Linked DNA regions of Homo sapiens: all the other regions are linked to region 3. A link is a contact called in ENCODE Hi-C or POLR2A ChIA-PET data. All regions are on one chromosome and are shown on one strand. The core of a region is the stretch at or near the end of the contact, and the rest is flanking DNA. Distances in the headings are between cores, read along the strand shown.

Region 1 (2,700 bases), core at 198-2,697, 360 kb before region 3:
AGAGCCTAAACGGAGAAGGTGCCAGTTAACTAGCCTTTGGTGATTTTAGCATTGAGACTCCGGTGCTAGCAGTGATTCCAGTCCACCTGATTCAGGCCACAGGAATTCTCCCAGAATCTTCACTACAAGTTGAAACTCCAAATCCTTAATCCTAGAGAGTAAATGCACTTAGGGTCAATGCACACCTAAGTATACCTTAGGTGCGCGACAGGTCTATTTCCTGTCAGAATCCCTAGATGAAAAGAGGAAGTAGATGGACACCCTTATCGGTCAAGCGCTGATGGAACACTCATCTACAAATGAGATACACATGCTGAGACCCTAAGCTGACCCAAGCTGATGGTGCTATCGAGACAAACCACTTTATCACATATTCATCAGCAGTCTCGGAGTTTTTCTTCCCATTCCCTCCCGTAGCGGCTCACCTTTGAGGCAGGAAAGAAGCAGTTCAGGCGGAAGCCACAATCTTTACAAAGCAGGCTTCAGAGAAGCTCACCATTCATCAGCCAGTGAGGGCTGTCACCTGCTAGTTGAGAACTAAACTCAGACATCAGATTCTTCCACAAAGGCCTCCTCACCAGCTGTCCGATGGGTACGGCGTTCAAACGACTCAAAACAGCACAACAAGCCTGGTTTTATTTCTGATGGTCCCCATCAAGGGAACTGAAACTACATGCCTCTAGATTACCTTGCGATCACTCCTCATTTTATTAAAAACATGAAGAAAGAATCCACCCCATTCCGGATATTTACCAAGCTTGACACAGGGAACACCACTATGCCATTTAACTTTGTGGACGTACGTGAGTCTCTCCCTCCCACCTTTCTGAGATGTGTTTCACTGCCAAACGGAGAAGAAACGCAAACACTCCCCAAAGCCGAAAAATGGCAAACGACCAAGATGTTTCCCGTGCCAAATCCGAATTATCCAGGCCTCGGCTCCAGACGTGGGAAGTCCCGCCATCTCCAAGGCCGGCAGGGAACCCTGGCTCGGGGGACGCGAGTGGGCAAACCCCAGTGTGGGGGGACCAGGCCGAGGTCGGCCGATGCTGGGCGACCCCCGCCAGCAGTTGGGGCGGGGTCTGCACCCTGAGAAGCGGTGAAAAAAGCCGGCGGAGGAGCCGCTCCCGACCAGCACGCTCCCCGCTCCCGGCCCCGCGGGCAGCCCCGACTGGGCCCGACCCCAGCCCGCCCTCCAGCCCCGGCTCACCCCGCCCCGGCGGGCAGCTGCGCGCCCCGGGCCCAGCCGGGCCAGCTGCTCGGCGGACGCCCGCGGTCGCGCTGGGCTCACTCGTGGCGGCGCGTGGCGGGCCCGAGGCCGCTAGGCACCATCTTCTCCCCGCGCCGGGGGCAGCGTCTGGCTCCGCGGGGCCGACGCGAAGACCAGACGCCAACCGGGCTCCCGCCGCCGCCTCAGTTCGGGCTCCGGCAACCGCGGTTTCCGGGTGAAAAAAAAAAAAAAAACCACGCCACCTCCAACGCCGCCGTGACCTCCGACCCCGGGCGTCCGACGGTGGCGCGGCCGGGACAAGCTTCGTCAGAGGCAGGCGGCGGAGACCACGCTTCCGGGACGGGTAGCGTGCATGCGGACGTGCGTGGAGTGCGTGATGGACGTTTATGGGTCTGTGTGCCGGTCTGGTGTTGTGCGTGTGCGTGTGTGCGTAGTGCGTGTATGTGGCTTGTAGTGTGCATCGTGTACAACGGTGTGTGCAGTGAGTGCATGTATGTGCATCTGTGTGCGCGTGTGTGGTGTGTGATGGTATGGGTGTGTGCATGCGTAGATGTGTAGGGAGTGCGCACACGTGTGCATGCTCATGTGTGTGCTATGCGTGTGTCTGTTGATGTGCTTGTATATTAATCACTGCTGATAAACATGTAATTTTGGACCAGGCGCGGTGGCTCAGGCCTGTAATCTCAGCACTTTGGGAGGCCAAGGCAGGAGGATCGCTTGAGTCCTGGAGTTCCAGACCAGCCTGGGTAACATAGGGAGTCTCTGACTCTATTTATAAATAAAATAAAATGAAAATGAAAATTTTTAAAGTATAATTTTGTACAATCACTTTGCAAAGTAATTTGGCATTATGCAGTACACTTAAAGATATACACATCCTCTCTTGAGAATATATTACCCTGGAGAAACAGTTGCACCTATGCACAAGTAGACAAAATAATGCTCATAGCAACACCAATGTTTTTAGCAGCAGTATGACTCACTAAAAATTGGGGAGAAAAAGCAGATGTCCATACAGTCAAATGTAAAAACCAACTTTGATATATTCATGGTTTGGTTTGTTTTTGTAGAGACAGGGTCTCCCTATGTTACTCAAGCTGGTCTCGAACTACTGGACCCAAGTGATCCTCCCACCTCGGGAGGATCTGGGATTACAGGTGTGAGCTGCCACGCCTGGCCCATCTTCGTGTTTAATCGGGTACAAAAGACCAGTGAAAATTATTTAATACAGCTCACACAATTATGGTAGTCAATTGCAGACTATATTGGCAGGGACCAAATCACAAAATGGTACACTGCTACATATTTCCATTATGTAAAATTCAAAACAGGCAAGTTCATAACATATTGTTTAGAGATGCATACATAATTGTTTGAACTGACATGAAGCATGAGAAAAAGATGTATAAACTTCATGTTAAGTGTTAGGGGAATGGGATGGGGGAGGAGTACAGGGTGCTTTAAAGGTA
Region 2 (2,700 bases), core at 162-2,661, 320 kb before region 3:
GAGCCCCCAGGAGTTTACATAGGTTTTCTAGGGTCTTCACACAGCTAACCACAATCGTGGCAACTCCTTCATTTCCTTTTTAAACAAGTGTTTTCCCAATTGTTCCCTTAAAATTGGGCAGTTTAAGTTGGGCACGGTGGCTCACGCCTGTAATCTCAGCACTTTGGGAGGCGGAGGTGGGCAGATTACTTGAGGTCATGAGTTTGAGACCAGACTGACCAACATAGTAAAACCCCGTCTCTACTAAAAAATACAAAAATTAGCTGGGCGTGATGGTGGATGCCTGCAATCCCAGCTGCTCGGGAGGCTGAGGCACGAGAATCCCTTGAACCCAGAAGGCAGATGTTGCAGTGAGCCAAGATTGTGCCACTGTACTCTAGCCTGGGCGACAGAACAAGACTCCATCTGAAAAAAAAAAAAAATTGGGCAGTTTAAAGACTCTGATATAGGAAGTGAGTGTGCACAATGATTAGTGGCAATAAGCTAATAAGCATCATTAACTAGGCTATGGTGGTTTTTTAAAATTGTGATTGGCTGGGCGAGGTGGCTCACGCCTGTAATCTTAGCACTTTGGGAGGCCAAGGCGGGCAGGTCACCTGAGGTCGGGAGTTTAAGAACAGCCTGACCAACATGGAGAAAGCCCGTCTCTAGTAAAAATACAAAATTAGTCAGGTGTGGTGGCACATGCCTGTAATTCCAGCTACTCGGAAGGCTGAGGCAGGAGAATCCTTTGAACCCAGGAGGTGGAGATTGCAGTGAGCCAAGATTGCACCATTTCACCCCAGCCAGGGCAACAAGAGTGAAACTCCATCTCTAAAGAAAAAAAAAATTGATACCCAGCAGACGGTGAGGCATCCATAATGTGACCAGGTGCCAAGGATATCCCTAAGGGTGGAACTACAGTGAAGTCTCCTGAATTTCCTACCTTGGGCCCCTTCCCTGGCCCACCCCCTACCCATATAACCACATACTCACTCTTCTTTCCTAAACACAAATTGAGGGACACTCAAAGCAAAAGCAAGCACTGTACTCACTTCTTAACCGACCCATCCCCTCCTCCATCCCCAACACATAGGAAGAACTTATGTTAGCCTTGAAAATAAGAAACACTTACCATCCCACAGTTATTTTTCCAGGCTGCCTTTTTTAACCACTCACTTGGTAGAAACTGTTATTCTCCAGGCCAGCAGCTATTTGTAAAACTGGTCTGCCTCCCTATTTTCACACCAAAGACACTAATTATTTAGTAGAAAGGGGAGTATTCTAAATCAGACAATTAGCAAATCACCTAGAATTTCCAACCCCTCCACAGAGACACACAAACAAGAGAATTAACCCAATTTGTTGTCTATAATAAACAGGATGTGCTACCCACCACTGAGCCCCAGAGCTTGTTACTAGATGACTAATCCCTAACAGTAATGGCTACAATGGCCCAGTTCCCTATTTTATTGCTGTGTGCAGAAATTTGAAAGGCACTCCTCTCCCACACTCATCTTCCCTTATATACTTTTGCACATCAATCCATTAAGAATCTGAAGTGTAATTTATCTTATTCACTATTATCCTGTTAAGTTGCTCTATAGCTGCCATGGGAGTAATTGCAGTGATCAGTGATTCTGACTTCTTGAGCAAAGGGCCTTAAGTAGGTTTCACTATTAAAATTTCCAAAGGTTTTATTATTGAAATAAACCTGAGAGAGAGCAGTATGCCTCCATGGGGCAGTCATACTAATGATTCTTGAGTTACGAAAAGATGTCAGACTCCGCCCCGTCCGGGAGGTGAGGGGCGCCTCTGCCCGGCCGCCCCTACTGGGAAGTGAGGAGCCCCTCTGCCTGGCCACCACCCCGTCTGGGAGGTGTACCCAACAGCTCATTGAGAACGGGCCATGATGACAATGGCGGTTTTGTGGAATAGAAAGGGGGGAAAGGTGGGGAAAAGATTGAGAAATCGGATGGTTGCCGTGTCTGTGTGGAAGGAGGTAGACATGGGAGACTTTTCATTTTGTTCTGTACTAAGAAAAATTCTTCTGCCTTGGGATCCTGTTGATCTGTGACCTTACCCCCAACCCTGTGCTCTCTGAAACATGTGCTGTATCCACTCAAGGTTGAATGGATTAAGGGCGGTGCAAGATGTGCTTTGTTAAACAGATGCTTGAAGGCAGCATGCTCCTTAAGAGTCATCACCACTCCCTAATCTCAAGTACCCAGGGACACAAACACTGCGGAAGGCCTCAGGGTCCTCTGCCTAGGAAAACCAGAGACCTTTGTTCACTTGTTTATCTGCTGACCTTCCCTCCACTATTGTCCTGTGACCCTGCCAAATCCCCCTCTGTGAGAAACACCCAAGAATGATCAATTAAAAAAAAAAAGAAAAAAAAAATATGTCAGACTCATCATCAATGTTGTGCTTGTGAGTACGAGTAACTGGGAATTTATCAACCAATAAAACTAACTGGGATTCTAAGAATGAAGAATAATAATCTCATTTTAAGTAGCATATGCAGTGCTGTGCAACCCTTTAAAAAGCTGACTTTGGCTGGGCGCGGTGGCTCACACCTATAATCCCAATAGTTTGGGAGGCCAAGGCAGGTGGATCACCTGAGGTCAGGAGATCGAGACTATCCTGGCTAACACGGTGAAACCCTGTCTCTACTAAAAATACAAAAAATTAGCCGGCTATGATGGCACATGACTGTAA
Region 3 (2,700 bases), core at 200-2,699:
GCCTATTGTTTATAATTTTTAAAAAATTGTTTAATGCCTATCTATCTATATTTACTAGAGATGGGGTCTCACTATGTTGCCCAGGCTGGTCTCGAGTTCCTAGGCTCAATCGATATTCTCCCTCATCCTCCCAGAGCATTGGTATTACAGTTGTTATTCTTTTTATTTTCTAGTCTGTTATGCTGAATTGCATTTATCTTTTAAATAGACTTTAAATATTCTTTGGCAGAAAGTGAGGAATAAATACATATATTACACCTATAAAATCAGTAAAACGAAATGAAAATTATCAAGCCCAATGTTGTAAGGGCCATAGGGAAATAAGCGCGTACACGTGGTTAATGACAGTGTGCACCGAGTTTCTGAGGAGTGTGGCTAGCAATAGACACTTAGTGCTATAACATTGATTCTTTTTTGTTTTTTGTTTTTTTTTGTTTTTTGAGATAGAGTCTCGCTCTGTCACCCAGGCTGGAATGCAGTGGTGCGATCTCGGCACACCGCAAGCTCCACCTCCCAGGTTCACACCATTCTCCTGCCTCAGCCTCCGGAGTAGCTGGGACTACAGGCGCCCGCCACCACGCCTGGCTAATTTTTTGTGTTTTTAGTAGAGACGGGGTTTCACTGTGTTAGCCAGGATGGTCTCGATCTCCTGACCTCATGATCCACCCGCCTCAGCCTCCCAAAGTGCTGGGATTACAGTTGCGAGCCACCGCGCCCGACCTATTTATTCTTATTAAGCGGTTAATACCACTTTTGGAAATGTATCGCAGAGAAGTAACCCAAAAGAAGATAGTCCTTACAAAATTATTTATAGCTGCAGTGCACAACAGTGAAAAGAGGGGAAGCAACCCAAATGCACAGTGGTAGAGAGTCAAATAAGTCAGTTAATATAATGGAATGTTACAAAGCTACCAAAAAGGATTCAGTGGGTTAGATAAATAGAAATGTCCACAAAACATGTAAATTATCAAAACATGCATTAAATCTATTTAAGAATATGTAGATATAGCAAAAAGAATGAGCTGGTCATGGTGAGACTGCTAGGTGGGAAGGGGTCCTGGGAAAAACCCCAACCGGCCTGTACACTGGGGTGGAGCCCCCCGGAAAAACTCCAACCGGCCTGTGCACTGGGGTGGAGCTTCGGGAAGTGGCGCAGTCTTTTGTAGCAGGGAGGAGCCTGGCCCCTCTTCTTTCTGTGTAGAACCTGGGATTCTAGCTGCTGGCAGGAAGCACTGTAGCAGAGACTCTGGCCTTGTGAGAGTCCTTCTTTCCCCCTTTTCTTCCTTTTCACTCAATAAAACCCTGTCTTACTCACCATTCAAACCGTCTGCCAGCCCGGGGCAGACACTCTTCTGTCTCCTGCTTCCAGTCCTGTAAAGATGCCAGGATCTCCCAGGGCATGGCAGGCACCCTCAAAGGTAGACGTGATTGAGGCCCTAATGGGCTGTCTCCAGCCTGCTGACGGGGGTGGCGGCTTCTCCCGGGCTGCCGCTGGCCAACCCACTGCGCTGCAGTCCACCTGGTGCTGGGGCTGTGGTGCTAGGGCTGTGGGGCACAGTCCTTCAGGACCCACTCCCTTTCCTGCCCAGAAGATCCAGGCCTGGCGTCCTTATGTCCCCTGGAAAGCTCACTCCCATCCTCAGGGTAGGAGGGCAGTTGCACGCTGGGCTGGTTTGGGCGTGTCCTGGGACACCCCTGCAGGCCAGATGCAGCAGGGGATGTGGCTCTGAGGGGTTGCTGTGGGCAGGTTAGCGTGGAGCTGGGTTCTGGAAAGGAGTTGCCGTGCTGTCTGCCAGGACCCCTCCTCTGAGACAGGGTTGCCTTGTGGGACAGTGCCCCAAAGTGCCCTGGGCACGAGGGGTCCCTGCGCCCCCCACACACTGACCCCGCATTGGGGGGCCCTGCACCCCACACACTGATCCTGCATCGGGGGGCCCTGGACCATCCTTGATGTTGCCATGCCCCTAGCTCTGGTGGCACTGGGACCCTCCAGGATGGGCTGAGCAGGGGCCCCCTCCACCAGTGCAAACCCCAGCACCAGCGGGAGTGGGCCTAGGCAGGGGGTGCAGGGAGTGACACTCAAGGGGACCTGCCCCAGCCTCCTCTTGTACTCTGGGGGTTCTCGTTTTCCTTGGCTGAGGGAAGTGGCCTCTCCCCGCTGAAACCTGGGGTCAGGCTGAGTGTGGGAGGAAACGGGGGTGGGGAGTGAGCAGGACCCCAGACCTTGGGAATCCTGAGTTGGGGTGGGGGGGCAGGCTCTGCCTACGATGTGCCTGGGGGCCTGGGCTGAACCCCCTCCTGGGGAGCCAGGCTCACAGGTTGTTCTGTGGGACTCAACAGGGGACAGCGTCCTGGCCAGGGTGAGGAAGGCCATCACACCGGGGTCTGCGGGAGGCATATGCAGGCTAAGCTCTCACCTGCCTGGCCCCCCCCACCCCGCAATCTGCTGCAGCCATTCTCTCTGCCTTGGCCGGGACCCGAAGTCCGACCACCATTCCTGGGGCTCCCCTGCCAGGCGGGCACCCCCTGCTTAGAGGCCATCCCCACCCCCTCCATCTGCCCCTGTCCTAGTGACAGCCACCTGTCCTGGTGCCCTGGTTGAGGGGAGGAAGCTGTCCTTGCACCCCTGGTCTCGGGCGCAGCCTCAGCGCCGCATCAGAGCTGCCCGGCCCCCCTCTACTGGCCATTGTCGGAAGTGCA

What was found. Hi-C counts contacts between places; a loop is a spot of excess contacts on that map. ChIA-PET counts read pairs that join two places held with the same protein, here RNA polymerase II (POLR2A). Pooled maps may share reads with other maps.
Region 1: a loop to region 3 is called in a map of endothelial cell of umbilical vein, with 7 times the contacts of the local background. The contact joins the promoter of TMEM248 here to the enhancer-like site in region 3. A Hi-C loop is called at or near these places in 2 of 168 maps with a recorded cell type or tissue (chondrocyte and endothelial cell of umbilical vein) and 6 of 50 pooled maps. POLR2A ChIA-PET finds 5 or more read pairs at or near these places in 2 of 52 experiments (HEK293 and WTC11).
Region 2: a pooled map shows a loop between it and region 3 (2.9-fold over the local background). The contact joins two enhancer-like sites. A Hi-C loop is called at or near these places in 2 of 50 pooled maps. POLR2A ChIA-PET finds 5 or more read pairs at or near these places in 4 of 52 experiments (HEK293T, activated CD8-positive, alpha-beta memory T cell, activated T-cell and 1 more).

Annotation. Positions count from the first base shown.
Region 1 is chr7:66,919,972-66,922,671 of GRCh38, reverse strand. TMEM248 (transmembrane protein 248) reads right to left here and starts at 1,447. Exons shown (of 7, transcript NM_017994.5): 1 at 1,211-1,447. RefSeq lists a silencer at 1,156-1,405.
Region 2 is chr7:66,876,447-66,879,146 of GRCh38, reverse strand. It overlaps the pseudogene GTF2IP23. Among named protein-coding and RNA genes, the nearest start is that of LINC02604, 26 kb to the left of the region's middle. Within about 2 kb of position 1,411, at least 2 of the 41 ENCODE cell types and tissues checked have a DNase peak (open chromatin) inside an H3K27ac peak, as active enhancers do.
Region 3 is chr7:66,557,725-66,560,424 of GRCh38, reverse strand. It overlaps the pseudogene RABGEF1P1 and the pseudogene SAPCD2P3. Among named protein-coding and RNA genes, the nearest start is that of LINC03011, 65 kb to the right of the region's middle. RefSeq lists silencers at 1,019-1,251, 2,589-2,698 and enhancers at 1,278-2,093, 2,094-2,700. Within about 2 kb of position 1,449, at least 2 of the 41 ENCODE cell types and tissues checked have a DNase peak (open chromatin) inside an H3K27ac peak, as active enhancers do.